Regions from separate parts of the Homo sapiens genome. Here region 1 is linked to region 2. The links are chromatin loops, found by intact Hi-C in ENCODE. Cell type or tissue: HepG2. All regions are shown on one strand. Links, peaks and the distances in the headings refer to the core of each region. The heading gives the core; the rest is flanking DNA. Region 1 has its middle 6.5 kb from the start of PRLR. Region 2 overlaps PRLR (prolactin receptor).

What was found. Hi-C counts contacts between places; a loop is a spot of excess contacts. Peaks named below come from ENCODE experiments on the same cell type or tissue, not always from the same donor. Only the 100,000 strongest peaks of a DNase experiment are listed, where the experiment ranks them.
Region 1: a loop joins it to region 2, with 9 times the contacts of the local background. A loop is called at or near these places in 2 of 110 quality-filtered maps.

Annotation. Positions count from the first base shown.
Region 1 is chr5:35,232,499-35,241,474 of GRCh38, forward strand. No RefSeq gene overlaps it. Among named protein-coding and RNA genes, the nearest start is that of PRLR, 6.5 kb to the left of the region's middle. In HepG2, for the core only: no CTCF peak of the experiment used is centred there; a DNase peak (open chromatin) is centred at 5,473.
Region 2 is chr5:35,180,984-35,188,983 of GRCh38, forward strand. The region is part of intron 1 of PRLR (prolactin receptor); the gene reads right to left. Among named protein-coding and RNA genes, the nearest start is that of PRLR, 46 kb to the right of the region's middle. In HepG2, for the core only: a CTCF peak has its summit at 2,410; DNase peaks (open chromatin) are centred at 2,408 and 4,718.

The DNA of each region.
Region 1 (8,976 bases), core at 524-8,523, 52 kb after region 2:
TCTCCTTCTCTCTATGCACTGATGTGCTCCAGCTTCACAGCTTCTTTACTGATGTCCTCCTCTAGTTCATTTCTGCATCTCTGTCTTAGCGGACGTGTTCGTCCTTTGCAAGCTGACTCCCTACCTGAGTCCTGGACTCCATATCCGTTTACTTCCTCCAAGACCTTGCTTCTCAGCCTGATGCAGAGGAAGAGCCCAGCACTGGCACTGGGTTAGGTCCTTGCTATTCTTGGTTTCTCACTGTAAATTGGACACAGTAGCATGTGCCTCAAAAATCCAGTCAAATGAATAATAATGGTGATGGCATATGTAAAATGTGTGCCATCTAACAAAGTCTAGAAACATCAAGTTCCTTTCTTTCCTTCCCCTTTCCTCTACCTTTCTTGCATATTTAATCTTTTCTGCCCCATAGGCTTCTTTATCTCAACCTACAACTTCTACATCTTCTTTGACCCTTTTGATGGCTTTACAGTTTAATTCACTCATTTCTTTACCTGCCAATCTTAGTGAAAGAATGACTTACGCACACCAGCTTTCCTTACTTACTTCCCTCTCAGTGCCTTAACTCACTGGTTCTCAACCTTGGCTGTGAACAAGAATCACCTGAGTGTTTAAAATGTACTGTGTCTGGGTGTCACTTGCAGAGCTTCTAATGCAGGAGGTTTAGAATGGGGCTCTGACTTCTCTGTTTTTACAAAAATGCACAGGCAGGGTGGAAAATGGCTCCCTTGAATTCTTTGCACCTGGCTTTCATCACTACCACTCACTGGCTGCTCTCTGGGAGGGCCCTCCAGGCCTCTCTGCAGCACTGGGCTTCGGTTCACTTCCTCCTCTTGAAGTTCTCACGCCTTGGCTTCCAGGCCTCTGCCATCCTCTGGCGGGAGCCTCCCCTCTGTCTGTGGCATTCCTCTGTTGGTTTCTGCCGTGGCTCCTTTTCTCTCTCCTCCTTCTCAAATAGGGAAGGAGTTTTATCATTGCTACTTCATTTGTCTTCTTTGAGAACCACATTTCTTTTTTTTTTTTTTTTTTTTTGGTTTTAAGGAGTGGAGAGGTTAATAGGCAAGAAGGGTCAAGAAGGAAAGGGAGAAGGAAGAAAGAAGAAGCTTCCCTGTACAGAGACAGAGGGAGGGGGGCGCTCCAAAGCCAAAAGAGTAAGTCCCCACTTGCTGCGGATACCAGCCAGGTATATAAGCAGAGGCTGGAGGAGGCGGTGTTTGATTTGCCTAGGGCTCAGGGGATTGGTTTGACTAGGCACGTAATTCACGTAGCCCATGAAAGAGCTGGCCCTCCCACTCTAGCCTTTTAATATGCAAATGCGGGGCGCCATGATGTTCTACACAAATAGGGATATGTGGGGGCGGCCATGTTGCCAGGAACATGTGGGGCAAGGGCAAGAAGGTCCCTGGAATCGGCATGTTTGGGTGAACCCAGTTTCTAATGGCCTAGGTTTGCATATCAAAGGTTGCCCGCCTGGCTCTAAAAGCCGGGGTTTTACAAGAAACTTTTCTGGAGATACTTTAAAAAATGAAAACTTCCCAAGGACCCCTTTTACTCTCTATCTGCCTAAAATAATTTCTTGATAACTCATGCCACATTCCTCCCTGTGGCGATATCACACTAACTGCTGTTAGGGGGTTTTGGGCAAGGACTCTTTCTGGCTACTTCCTGCTGAAAAGGGGCCTCTAATGGGGAACAGCAGCTAGGGCTCCTCCTGGGGTCAACTTAAGCATCCTCAGAAGAATGGCATGTCCATATGTGGGAGAACTATGTTTCTTTCTTTAGAAAAAAAATAGAAAACTGCTAAAAATATCCAAAGATTAAAAAACTACCCCAAATCCTAGCACTGTTAAAAAGAAATCTACATCTTTATCTATACAGTAAAATATAGTACTTCCAAATCACACATCCTCCTTCCTTCATCTAATCCTGTCTCAGAGGTAACCACCATTGACGTATTGGTGGTTGCCTCCTTTTTTACATGTGTATATAGTCATGTCTCTGTATGCACATGCAAATATTTTAAAAATTCAAAATGCAATAATTTCTGTGACTTTTCTTTTTTAAACTTAATGAAATCACATATTCCAGGTAACTATGTATAGATTTACTCCATTTTTTTTTAATGGTTACATAGTTTGTAATATATTCTACCATTCTTCCATTGTTAGGTCTTTAGTAATTCCAGCTTTTTATTTTAAGAAGTGCTGCTAGGATTGTCTTTGCATGGACTTTAGGATAGATACTTAGAATGGCCTGATTGGCAGGCAGGTTGGCTCGCGTCTGCCTGTAATCCCAACACTTTGGAAGGCCAAGGCAGGCAGATCACCTGAGGTCAGGAGTTCCACACCAGCTTGCCCAACATGGTGAAACCCTCTCTCTACTAAAAATACAAAAATTAGCCAGGAGTGGTGGTGCACGCCTGTAGTCCCAGCTGCTAGGGAGGCTGAGGCCAGAGGATCGCTTGAACCTGGGAGGCAGAGGTTGCAGGGAGCCGAGATAGTGCCATGGCACTCCAGCATGGGCAACAGATTGAGACTGTGTCTCAAAAAAATAAATAGATAAATAAATAAATAAATAAAATAAAAAATAAATGACTTGGTTGGCTCAAAGAGAATGAACATTAAAATTTTGATAGCTACCAAATTGCTCTCCAAATATGTTGTTGGAGAAAGCCCTAGAAATGAGATTACTGAGCCACAGGGTAGGAACATTTTAAATTTTCATATATACCTCCAATTTTTATCCACAAATGTTTCAGTGTCCACTCTTACCAAGGATGTTTACTCACATTTTTGCTAGCACTGGACTTTATCAATCTTATCTTGCTAGTCTGATAAGCAAAATATGATAGCTCATTGTTGTTCTAATTCACAGTGTTCTGATTGCCTTCAAGGTTGAGTTCATGTGCTTATTATATTTTGACTTTTTCTCTTATGTTGTGGCTGTTCAATCTTATGCCTGTTTTTCTTTTGAGATGGAGTCTTGCACTGTCACCTGGGCTGGAGTGCAGTGGCATGATCTCGGTTCACTGCAATCTCCACTTTCCAGGTTCAAGCAATTTTCCTGCCTCAGCCTCCTGAGCAGCTGGGATTACAGGTGCCCACCACCACGACCAGCATTTCTTTCTGTTTTTAATAGAGACAGGGTTTCACATGTTGGCCTGGCTGGTCTTGAACTCCTGACCTCCTGATTCGCCCACCTCGGCCTCCCAAAGTGCTGGGATTACAGTTGTGAGCCACCACACCTGGCCCGTATATATATATATTTTTTTTCTCAGATGGAATCTTGCACTGTTGCCCAGGCTGGAGTGCAGTGGTGCAATCTCGGCTCACTGCAAGCTCTGCCTCCCAGGTTCACGCTATTCTCCTGCCTCAGCCTCCTGAGTAGCTGGGACTACAGGCGCCTGCCACCACACCCGGCTAATTTTTTGTATTTTTAGTAGAGACGGGGTTTCACCGTGTTAGCCAGGATGGTCTCAATCTCCTGACCTCATGATCCACCAACCTCAGCCTCCCAAAGTGCTGGGATTACAGGCGTGAGCCACCGTGCCTGGCCTCCATATTTTTTAAAATTAATTTTTGGCATCTCTTTTATTATTAAACATACTAACACTTTGTTCAATGTATAGCAAACATTTGTGCCTGTCAGGCTTCCTTTGATATTGTTTATGGACTGTTTCATTGCACAAAAGTTTTTAATTTTCATGTACTCAAATCTGTCAATTATTTTCTGTTACAGCTTTTGGGTTTTTTGTATTGCTTCTTTGCAATTAACTCTGTTAAATTGTTTTTTTTTTAATAGATCTTTAACTATTACATAAGGTAGACAGTTAATTTTCTCCTGAATTTTATTTTTAATTTTACCCCTTATAGAAAAATTCATAATTTCTCCACTGATTTCTAGTGTCACATATCATGTGTTACATTTTGATATATATTTATATGAATTCGGGACACTACTCTGTTTCTTTGAGATGCCTATTTATATGCCAAAAATATAGACTTTTGTTTACTGTAACTGTAAAAACAGTACAATACCTGTTAGTGCAAAGCACACTGTCACTTTCCTTTTGAAATTGTCTTGATAAGTCCACTATATTTATTTTTTCATAAAATTTTAGGGTCAATTTGTTCAATTCAAAATCTTTTTTTGGCATTACATTACATTTATATATTAATTTGAGAAAAATTGATATTGTTAGGGCATTAATTCTTCCCATCCAGGAAATATATCTATTTATATCTTTTTAAAAGTATCCTTCAATTTTTTAATGTAATCTTATCATTATAATCTTTTTGCACAATAATTTATGTAATCATTCTATATTATGAACATTTAGATTGTTCCCAAATTTTTACTCTTATAAATAATGCTGTAATAAACATACTTATGGGAAGTGTAGAAAAAAAAGTTGCCTTTGGGAATTAATTTCCTTTGTCTAAAACACCAGGTGAGGCCCAACTAGGTCAAAGGGCATGCACTTGTTTATGGGCCTTGAGATATAAAAGCTTATTATTTTTTTTTTATGGCTTCAACTGTCAGTGTTCTCTCTGTTACACTCTACATCCAATTAGGAATGAAGTCCTTCTGGATTAAGAAAATGTGGCACATATACACCATGGAATACTATGCAGCCATAAAAAATGATGAGTTCATGTCCTTTGTAGGGACATGGATGAAATTGGAAATCATCATTCTCAGTAAACTATCGCAAGAACAAAAAACCAAACACCGCATATTCTCACTCATAGGTGGGAACTGAACAATGAGATCACATGGACACAGGAAGGGGAATATCACACTCTGGGGACTGTTGTGGGGTGGGGGGAGGGGGGAGGGATAGCATCGGGAGATATACTTAATGCTAGATGACGAGTTAGTGGGTGCAGCGCACCAGCATGGCACATGTATACATATGTAACTAACCTGCACAATGTGCACATGTACCCTAAAACTTAAAGTATAATAAAAAAAAAAAAAGGAATGAAGTCCTTAAATATTTTTGTCCCTTCCACTGTTATTGCCTCAATTTGTGCCTTCATCATTTTTTACTTCTTCCTCTTCAATAGCCCCCCTGGCTGGACTCATCTTCACCAGTCTTGCCTACATCAAACTCAAATGCTTTCATGGTAAACTTGATTACATTAGTCCCTGAATTAAAAATTTTTAATGGCATCTACTTCCCACAGAATAAAGTTAGAACATCTTTACTCCTGCTGATTTCATTGGGCTTTAGAGTAGTAGTAGCTCAATACATATCTACAGTGTGTTTGAATCCATCCTCTCTTCTTGGAATGTTATTTCCCACCCTTCATCTAAAAACCTTACCCATTCTTGATCTTCAGACTCCATGGTACTTTCTTCTTAAAGCTTTGCCTGATCACTCCAACTCTGAAAGAAAGCACTGTGCTTGCTTCTGTCATGTAGCACTTGCAAATGGGTTTATAATACATCTGCTTTGTTCTACCTCCAAAGGTCATTGTGAGGCTGATATGAGTTGACATTTGGTTAATTATAAACCATGTGTAAATATAAGGCACTGCTATTATTAGACAATGTGTCCTTCCTTCTAAGGAAACCCACGCTGGTGGATAAGCAGTGACCTAAGTAAAATCAGCTTTTATGAGCATGGGAATGGGAATCATTTGCTCCATGGGAAGATGCTAAGAGAGCTGGCCTATTGACTGATAAGAATTCATGTCTCCCAAACCCAAAGAGGGAAAACTGAGTCTGCTGAATCAAATGCAGCAGTTGTTAGTCTCTATAATAGCTGCATAGATGTCTTCGGGCTACTGTGGTCTGAGTCCTGCTATTCAAAGTATAGTCTTAGGGCCAGGTGCACTGGCATCATACTAATTATCATTTTAACCCTAGGCCTAGTCTATGAGTGAACCCGGAAGGTATTAGAATGAATTGACTTGGTAATTAGTTTAAACCAAAACAAATGATTTCAACTTATTAGATTAATCATAATCTTATTAGAAATGCAAGATCTCAGACCCCATCCCTACTTTGTGAATCAGACTTTGTATTTTTTCTTTAATTTATAAAGAACATAAATTTATTTCTCACAGTCCTGGAGACTGGGAAGTCCAAGATCAAGGTGCCAGCATTTGATCTGGTGAGAGACTTCCTGCTGCATCAGACTTTATATTTTAACAAGATCCCTAGGTAGTTCCTACGTACATTAAATTTTGAAGAGTTATTTTCTAGAGAAGTGACCTCCAAAGTTTTCTGTTTATCATCTTAGCAGTAAAATCATTTTTAGCATGCCTTTCCAAATACATATGTATTTTTAGTCATAAATTATATATATGTACTACTGTATTATAAATGAATGAAAGTAGAAATTTTAAAAGAATGAAATAAGATGAAACAAAAATTTGACCATGGAATACTACACAGCCATAAAAACCCCAAATCATGTACTTGGCAGTAAGATGGATGCAGCTGGAGGCCATTATCCTAAGCAAATTAATGCAGGAACAGAAAACCAAATACCTCATGTTCTCTATTATAAGTGGGAGCTAAACTTTGAGTATGCATGGACGTAAAGATAGGAACAATAGACAATGAGGAATTCTAGAAGGGAAGGGAAGGAGCGGGGCAAGGACTGAAAACTACCTATTCGGTACTGCGCTCATTGGATGACGTGATCATTCATACCCCAAACCTCAGTGTCATGCAATACATCCATGTAACAAACCTGCACACGTACTCCCGAATCTAAAATAAAAGTCAAAATTATTTAAAATAATAAATAAATAATTTTATTTTTAATGGTATAAACCATTTAGTTCTGAAATTATTAATTATCAAAATTTTAATGAGAATAATGTGATTAAGTATGCTTTTTTTTAAAAAAAAGATGTTGGCTTAACACTTTGAGACACAGTGATATGCAGATCTGGTTCTAAGTTTAGTTTATTTTCAGTTTTTAGTTTTACACCTATTATGGCTGAAAAATATACTGCATGAAAGGTGGTAGAAATTTTCTTTTTGTTCAGCAAAACTTACTTTTTTTTAAGTGAATGTTTTTAGGGTGTAACTTGCTATAAAATTCATACTCATTAGTGTATATCTCTAGGAGCTTTGACAAATGCAAAAAGTCACATAACCATCACAATGTAGGTGTAGAATGGTTTCATTACTCCCGCACACCCCACCGCCCCGCAGCCCGGCCCCTCAAAATACGCTCATGCTTCTGCGTAGCCAAACCCTGTCCCTACCCTGTCCCCTGGCAACCATTAATCTGTTCTCTATCCTTATAGTTTCCCTTTTCCAGGCTGCCATGTAAGTAGAATTGTACAGTATGTAGCATTCTTTCACTCAGCATCATGCATTTGAGATTTACACTTTGGGAACAATTATCGTTTTGTAAAAGGAAATGGACAACTCATTTTTAAATCCAACAACTTTTTTACTACTTCGTCATGAATTAAACAAGAAACTTCTGTGTGGTACCAGACATTTTCATACTCACTCCCTATTTTGTCAAGTTGCATATTCTAAAGGTCTTGCTTTTATAAAATAAACTGCATTGATGAAAACCTGTAGCACATAAATGGCAATCAAGCAGTGGAGGTACCATGGCAACCCCTGTGTGTTTGCTGAACTCTTTTTGATTCTGGAGATTATCTTGTGTAGTTTCCAGAACTTGTGTTGAGCTAATTTGAGAACTCAGTGAAGGCACTATTGTCAATCTAAATACCAGTAAAGATTAGTTTCTTTCTTAGAAAAAATACCCCAAATAACTACTATATTATTTTCATACTTCAACTCACTGGATCATCTTGTATACCTAGGTATGTACTTCTTTCTTGGAGAGCTTTGCTTTAGAGCCATAATTCTCAAACATAGCTGTGCATCAGAATAACATGAGGTGGCCATTAAAATGCAAATTCCAAGGCCCCATTGCAGGCCTATTCAATATGTGTCCCTGGGGAAGAAGAGCCTAGGCAATTGTATTTGATATGTTTTCCCAGAAGACTCTTATGCAGCTAGCCCAGCACTTGACGGACACAAGGGTTCAAAGGCCAGTGGTCTAGTGCTTCACAACCCAGAGCTGGATCCAGAAGCACCACCTGAGAGTTTGTTGGAAATGAGAACCAACACCTGGCTCCACCTCAGAGTCACTGGATCAGAATCTGATTTTTAACAAGAACTCCAGGTGATTACATGTATGTAAAAGTTTGAGAAGTGCTGCTCTAGTGCCAGAGTTCCTAAACCCCAAGTGACTGTAAAGTGAATGTTCTTCCTGAAGTCTCCAATTGGCACCCAGGGAAACTGACTCAAATTTATGGGCGTCTCCAACTCTAACTTGTTAGGGGAGATATAAGGGCAGGCTGATGTCACAAATTCCACTTACCAGATTGTAACACTGAAGAATCATATGACTGAGAACACACTGTCAGGTAAATTTCCAATGAGGTCTCTGATATGTAGTGAATATTCTTTGTTTTTTTTTAATTGTAATAAGAACATTTAACATGAGATCGTCCCTCTTAACAAAATTGTAAGTGTACAATACAGTACTGTTAAATATAGGCACAATGTTGTACAGCAGATCTCTAGAACTTATTCATCTTTCATAACTGAAACTTTCTACCTGTTGAACAAAATTCCCCTTTCTTTTGTCCCAACAGCCTCTGGCAATCACCATTGTACTCTCAGCTCCTGTGAGTTTGAATATTTTAGAAAACCTCATATAAATGTGATCATGCATTATTTGTCCTTCTGTGACTGGCTTATTTCACTTAGCATAAAATCCTCCAGGTTCATCCATATTGTCACATATGGCAGGATTTTCTTCTTCTTTTTTCTTTTTTCAAGGCCGAACAGTATTCCATTGTATATATATGCCACGTTTTCTTTATTCATCCATTGAGGGACATTTAGGTTGTTTCCATATCTCGGCTATTGTGAATCATGCACAAGGAACATGGGATTGTTAATATCTCTTTGAGATCCTGATGT
Region 2 (8,000 bases), core at 1-8,000:
ATTGAAAGTGTTTTTGAAAGCAGTTGTACATAGTAGGTATTTAAACATATATTGGTCATTAGTATGTCCTTGAGTAAAAGTAATGAGCAGCACATTTAGTCCTAAAATGGCCAATTCTCAAGGCTCTGTGCAAATGGAAATTTGTCCTCATAGCTTCCTGGTATGTATAGTTAAATATCTAGCAACCAGCTAACCTCTGCTGACTTTACATTGGAATTCCACTAGCCATTCAATTTATTTAACCAAGGATAATCTCATTAGGGGTTAAAACTTATCAGAATCATGCTTAATAATCCTGGCATTGTTTTACATTAACTAGGCATTAGAGTTTAGCTCTTAGTCTAAAGAAGGGTGAGCCACATGTTGCAGGTGAAGTAAAAGGGAGAGAAGAATGATTTGGAACCCTTAATTTCAATAAGGTTATGGGGAGAGGTGCTGTGTGCTTATATTAATTTTGAATTATATCATGTGTCCATTAAGTTCAGAAACATTTCTAGGTAGATGTCTATTAAGTGAGAGCTGCCACTCAGACTACGTTATTCTTTTAGAAGAGTCCTTCTTCATCCCTTAATAGACTTAATAACACAATTTGCCATATCCAATTTTCATAACATCAGAACTCATTTACAGATTAACTGCAATTCTTTGTGAAGTAAGGCATAAAGAGGAGGCTAAAATAATTTAGCCCAGCAAATCCCTTTTTTATGATTAATGGGAATAGATCCTCAAGCCTTCTTAAGCAGAAAAGGCTCTTAGGAGAGAAATACCTGTGCCAATAACACAGGCTCTATGTGCCTGTGCTTCTAAGTAGAAGTCGTCTGGGTTGCTTTCCTCCTTGGTCCACACAAATGTGAATGTTTCTCCAGGTTCTTCTGGAGACATGATTCCAGTAGTCCTGATAGCTGTTTGGAGGTCTTCAACTGTTGTTAGGTAGAGTTGGCCAATTATCACACATGATTGAGTGTGTACTTTAAGGATATTGTACTACCTCAAACTCATGACTACCAACTCCCACTGCATTTGTTGATGATTTTTTTTTTTACATGAGAAAGACTAACATGTTGGTCCACGGTCTCATGACAAACAAGGGGCTTTGATGGTACTCTGACCAGATCAGTACTTAGAGTCTTCCAGACAAATGAAACCTTTGTGAAGAGAATTTTGCTAAATTTAACCACCATCTATATATGTGCTAGGTCAAATAAGGAACAACTCATAATGGCTGACCTAAAGAAACTGAGGCACTGATTCTACCTGAGCCTAAATCCCAGAGTTAGGTGGCCAAATAGTGCCTCTTCCAGTGAAATGTTACTGCCGACAAAAATATTTTCCCCTCTGTAAATTGTGATGTAGCGTTCTATATAGCAGATAGATTTCCACACAGATAGATTTGACTGTTAGTGTTATAAACAAGAGAAGGAAGGAACAACAGAGAAAGAAGCAATAAAGAAGAAGGCAATCAGAAGAAGCAATTTCATCTTAAACTTAAACTACCATCCAGAGTAGTCTATGGTCTTGTATTTACTGGGAGCATGAAATAAGCTCATTCTGTCATATGCAGTTGATCATTTAGCACTGGGATGGAGCTGCTTTATTTCACACAGAAACAAAGGACTGGAAAACATTTTGCTCAACAGCAGGAGGCCTTTGCTGTTTCCACAGTGATAGATTTCATTTAGATAATTGAGCAGGTGGGATCTCAAGGGCTGAAAAGTGAAGTCTTAAATAAGTGAGGGAATCTGTCCAAGTTCACAGAATCTAAGAAGGGCAGAGGCAGGATTTAAACCCCTGTGGGCTCAGATTCCACAAACCACGCTCTTAACCTCACTGGGCACTGCCTTTGGGATACAATGATCTCTCAGAAGTATTTTTAAATTATACTGCAACCTTGTTAGCATTCCTGTTTCTCAGATTTTCCATATATGAAACAGTTAATGTGGGAAATAATAGTTTGTGGAATACAGACACCATAAACACACTCTTCTTGTTTACCCACTTTTAAACAATTATAAAACCATGCTCATAGTTAGCAACAACCTGAGACGTTCTCTAGCCCCTCTCCCACCCAAGGAAAAGAATTCCCTCTTCAACTGGAAGTTGCGACACCTACTTCTAGCCGTGGTGTGAACACATCAAATGCGGAGTAGGCACTACCCTGCCAAGTGTCCACTCACTGCAGAGAGCTCCAATTGCTAGAAAAACCCGGCCACCTTATAAGCTCATTTCACTGCTCCTAGTTTTGTCATTTGGAGTAAGGAAGAATCTCCTTCTCCTGCTTTCATATGACAGTCCATTAAAGAACAGACAGTCACCACGTTCCTCTGAGAATTTCTCTTCTACAGGAAACAACATGTAATTAGTTGTCACATTCTCTGGTTTCATCAGTCTGTTTCCTTGTCGCCCCCCAATGGACACCCAGTGAGTTGCCAATGTCTCTTGTCAAAGGTATTAAGACATCACAGAACTGGGTACAGGGCTCTTGATATATCCTGGCCTTAAGTCTCAGGTTCTCCAACAAAGCTGGCAGCCTGTGGTATGCCTTCTGGGGCCAGAGAGTGTGGCATGATCCGAGGTCCTGAGTCTCTCTCTCAATGAGCCCATCATATTGGCTTAACCAAAGCCAGTGGTCTTCAGGACACGGAAAAGGGAGTCCCTTAGGCTCCAGGTTTTTTTCCCTTCAGTTCACACTGGGAGAAGGGTCACAGAGCTCCAGTGAAATCTGGTCCTGTTAGATCATTTGTGGTTGGCTGCAGATGCACATGTGGGCATGTGATAGTTTTGATTTAGATAAAAAGCCCACAACTGAGTGGAGTGTTGAAACCTCAGGGTTATAGACTGGTGTATCTGTGAGAAAACCACAACAAGTATGGTATTTGAAGGACCCTAACATTTTCTTTTGCCAAGTTATTCATTCAGAGCCTAAAAGTTTTCAAAGTATTGTCCCCAACTGAAAGAAACCCTGTGATAACTTGAATTTATTTGTATAGAAGTAACTCTACAGTCGATCAGACTAGATGTCAAATGACCATCTCTACTTAGGGTCTGAATTCCAAGGCATCAGAAAGTTTGCCCTTACCTATAAGACCTTGCTCTTTTAGATTCCTGGGATGATATAAAGAATTCCTGATAATTGGAATAACTGGAATTCCTGATAATTGAGATTCATGATAGTTGGCTGATTAAAAGGTTATCCTCAGAAGAGTATTTGAATTTAAGTGGGAGACCCTTAAGCTTTCAAGATAAAAACTGGCCAGGCACGGTGGCTCACGTCTGTAATCCTAGCACTCTGGGAGGCTGAGGTGGGAGGATTGCCTGAGCTCAGGAGTTTGAGACCAGCCTGGGCAACACGGTGAAACCCCATTTCTACTAAAATACAAAACATTAGCCAGGTGTGGTGGCATGCCCCTGTAGCCCCAGCTACTCGGTAGGCTGAGGCAGGAGAATTGCTTGATCCCGGGAGGAAGAGGTTGCAGCAGTGAGCCGAGATTGAGCCACTGCACTCCAGCCTAGGCGACAGAGTGAGACTCCATCTTATAAAACAAAAGAAAGAAACAAACAAAAAACAAAATAATAACAACCAACCAGACAATCCTACTCAACTAGAATGACTGAATCAGGCATGTGCATGGGATCCATTGCACCACATGGACCCTCGCCTGTTGTGTCTACCTGTAAGGTCAACTCTGCCTGTTTCTTATCCTCTTCCCCTCCTCACAGGGAATGATTCTACTTGGCCAAAGCAGGGACTCACCAAAGCTGTAGGTAAGATGAGGTGGTAGACTTCTAAGCATTTTACATGTGTTTATGCAATCTTTCAAATAACACAAGTATCCACAAGGCAGCTGTGAAGTCACCTGACTGTTACACATGAGGAAAAGGGGTAGTTAAGTTTAGCATAGTGCCACACATATAGTAAATGCTCAACAAATATAGGTGTTACTGGTTTAGAATGATAATATTTTGGCATGACTTAAGCCAAAGTCCACCTCTAGATTATAGCAACAAAGGAAAGTTTTGTTTTGCATAAACACAGTTTCAACCGCTGGAAGGACTTTAGAAAAACAACTTGTAGGACATTGTGAAGCATCCTTTAGCTTTCAGCTCTCCTTGGGCAGGAAGCCCACAGACCAGTGAGTCTTTAGTTTTGCTCTCTAGGCTTGGCCCTTCTCTTCATTTCTGATGCTTCGTCCATACACTGAGAAGGACCAATTTCCATATTCTTCCATCTAAATTCCAGAATGTGTTAATTTCATAGTGGGTATATGTAGCCAGTAGATCAAGTCTCCTAAGAGCTTACCATTATTTAGAGTTATTTTATACAAGGAATGAAATTCTCTTTATTCCACAAGTCTGGCCAGATGACCCCAGTCCCTTCTAAGGTAGTATGCTTTTATTCTCCCCAAACACCTGTTTGATTGAGATGTCAAATAGGAAAGGTAAGTTTCCTAAAAAAAAAAAGCTTCCAAATGAGTTCCCTGAGGTTCTAGGCTTGGGCCTTTTCTAACTAAAATTATGGGCCCAGGGTTTGTGTATCTATCTGTCTGGGGTCCTGAGGAGGAACCCAGTGGGGACAAAAATCCCCATGGCAACGTACTTCTAAAAAACACAGGAGCCTTACAGCAAGACCTAGCTCTGGTTCACTGTGAATTTGCTAATAATTAACTCTAGATCTCTGAGCAGGAACAGTCACATTAGTAGAAGGCAGGAATTCTATCTATACACACAAACTGCTGAGAATTACAGGTGGAGGCCTACTAGGAAATAGAGCAGGTTTCACCAGCCTTGACTAGGTGTCTTTGTCTGAGACCAGCCCATTGATTGCTTGTGGGGAGGGAGTCCGTAGGAGGGAGAGAGTCGTGATTGTATTCTGTGGCGTCTCTTTCTGTTCAGACTATGGGGAGCAAGATAAAAGTGTTCCCAACCATATTAGTGTTCTCTGATTCGTCGAATGTCGGGGTGGAACGGGACCTGAGAGACCATGGACCTCAAAACACCCACTGAGCCTTGCTGGGCTCATCTATCTAGGAGACAGTCGCCATATATGGATCTACAGCCTTTAAGTGCACACTGGGCACGGGATGTACCACATAGACCCTCGCCTATTGCACCACATTGAGGTGCACTGTCAGAGTGAAATACACACTGAGTATCAAAGACTTTGTATGAAAAAGGGAATGGAAAATATCTCACTAATAACTATATTATCACACATTGAAAGGACAATATTTGGGATATATTGAAACAAATAAGATCTATTAAAATGAATTGCACTGGTTTCTTTAAAAAAATTTTTTTTTGCTAGAAAATATAAAGTTACATTTGTAGCTTACATGCTATTTCTATTGGGTGTGCTGTTGTAACAAGTACACATTCCCTCTCCTCGAGGTTGTCCCTCAGCATGACGCTGACTGATGTTCATCAAGACTTACTGTCACACTGGCTAGTGCTGCCAAGCCATCTAGACTACAACTTATTCTAGATTCACCCTGGAGAGATCTTAGAGGGCATATCTTCTTCACCCAGAGAAGGCATTTATGCCTTATTGAGGCCTCAGTTTACCCAGAGGAAACAGCTCTTCCCTATGACCCTGAGAGGTGCTGGTGCTACTCAAGGCACCTGTGTTCTGGTGCACCTGGCCCTTTAACTAAAAGATAATGGGGCAAAGGAGAGGGTGGGGAGCAAGTGTAAATACCTCATTGTGGAGCAGAGGCAGCTACCACCCCATCTGAGCTAGGGTGGCCCTGGCTAACTCATTTTGCTCCACCCTTGATTAAGCAGATTTTTACAATGTTCTTGCTTAAAAATCTATTTGATTCACTGAAAAGTAGTTATAAGTGGTTACACTAGGAAGATGAATACTACTCTTCTGCACCCCGCTGTGTGATAAACCTGCCTGCCCTCAAGAAGCAGATCCTGGCTCTTGCTGGGTGGGGTTGGTGCCAGCCTACACTAGAGCACCCGCGGTGGCATGTGGCTAGGATTATCAAAGGGAGATTGGAGGCAGCTGGTGTGTACCAGGAAGCGCACCAAACCAGCAAAGTTCTGGCCCCTCTATTCAGTAGCTGCAGGATCCTGGGCAAGCCGGTCTCCTGATCAGTAAAATGGGTATAAGAGTGCCTACTTCAGAAGGGTGCTGGTCAGGCATGGTGGCTTACACCTGTGATCCCAGCACTTTGGGAGGTTGAGGCACGTGGACCACTTGAGGTCAGGAGTTTGAGACCAGTCTGGCCAACATGGTGAAACCCCATCTTTACTAAAAATACAAAAATTAACCAGGCTTCATGGTGCATGCCTGTATTCCCAGCTACTAGGGAGGCTGAGGCTGAAGAATAGCTTGAACCCTGGAGGCAGAGGTTGTAGTGAGCCGAGATCACGCCACTGCACTCCAGCCTGGGTGACAGAGAGAAACTCCGTTTAAAAAAAAAAAAAAGAAGAAGAAGGTTGTTATGGGGAGTAAATGTGAGAATTCTAACACTATCAACAGATGAGAGCTCACTATTACTGATAAAATGTGTCCCAGGTGGGAGTCAAGACGCCAGAGTTCTAGGTTCTTTGCCCCTCATTTAGCTCTATGGCTGGGTGCAAGCCCCTGACCTCTTCAGCCTTAGGTTCCTTATCTACAAAATGGATTATGAAGATTCCTCTCAGTGTGAAGAGTTCATGATTTCCATGACCCCAAGCCCTTCAAATAATAGTGAAAATCAAGGAAACTGAGCCCAGAAAGGTCAAACCACTTGTCTGAAGCCGCATAGCTTTGGGGCAGCAGGATCAGAGTAGACATCCTGCTTCCCAGTCCAGGGTTTTCCTGCTGGAGCACAGGAGCCTCCCTGTTTACCCAGTGAAATGAGATGCAGGAATTCAAGAGGCAAGAGGGAGAGAGCCCCATTGCCTTGGACTTGGAGGTAAGGGAGTCCATGCTTCTGAGGTGAGTCGGTCAGCGGCAAAGTCAGCCCCATCAAAATCTCTCTGTGGACACAAATTCTTCTGGTATCTCCCTCAACTGTTAACTGCATATCCCCAATCATTTTCCCTTGGCAGCTCAATTTAACTTTGGCCTATTGTGTCAGCAACCTTTTTTGTCAGGCAGGTGCTGTCTCCTTAATCTCCTGCTACTGCAGTCACCTGGGGCAGCCACCCAGCTCCGTCAGGAACTTGCTAGGAAGAAACTAGCCGTGCCTGGAAAGTCGGGCTTTTCGAGTTCAGCTCTTGCTAATTTCAGCAGCTTGCCTTCTGATATTTTATTCCTCTTTACCTGGAATTCATTTTGGGCCATCTGATTTGTTTAATCATCACATAAAAGATCAACATACCTTATTTATTTTTTAAAGGACTGATTCTAATCGGTGAGCAAACACTTTTACACTCGTCAGCTGCTCCTTGGGCAGCCTGGGATCAGCCCACGTTGCACATTCTCTAAGAAGCTTTGTCTCCAAAGCTTAGCGTGAAGGCTCTGCTTCAGCCCACTGAGTGAGCGACAGACATGGAGAAGTTTGCTTTTGTGAGCTCATCAGGACAAGACCTTCATTGGTTCCCCTTTAAAAGAAATGGCAGTTGTTTTTCCCTGGTTGGGGCGACTTGCATGGTTCTGTGTACACAGCTTGGAGAACGGGAAAGAAAAATCAGAACCCACAGTATCTACTCCTTGCACCTTTTAGCTAGGAGTATTATTCAAAATATTTACCTGGTATGGCTTAAGCCCTGACCAACCAAAAAAGATAGAAGATGTAAATTACTGGCGAGGCCACACTAATACAAACCGGTGGAATCTCAATGCCGTCCACTGTCCTGGGAGCTTTTTATTTATACCCAGCATAATGTAACGTTTACTGAGAGCTTTCTGAATGTCAGACACTGTTTTAAATGCTTTCCAGGAGTTAACTCATTTACTTACTGTTGAAAACTTTATTAGGTAATGTTTGGGTTGAATTGTGCCCTCCCACCCCAAATTCATACGTTGAAATCCCAACACCCAGGACCTCAGAACGTGGTGTTTTTTGGAA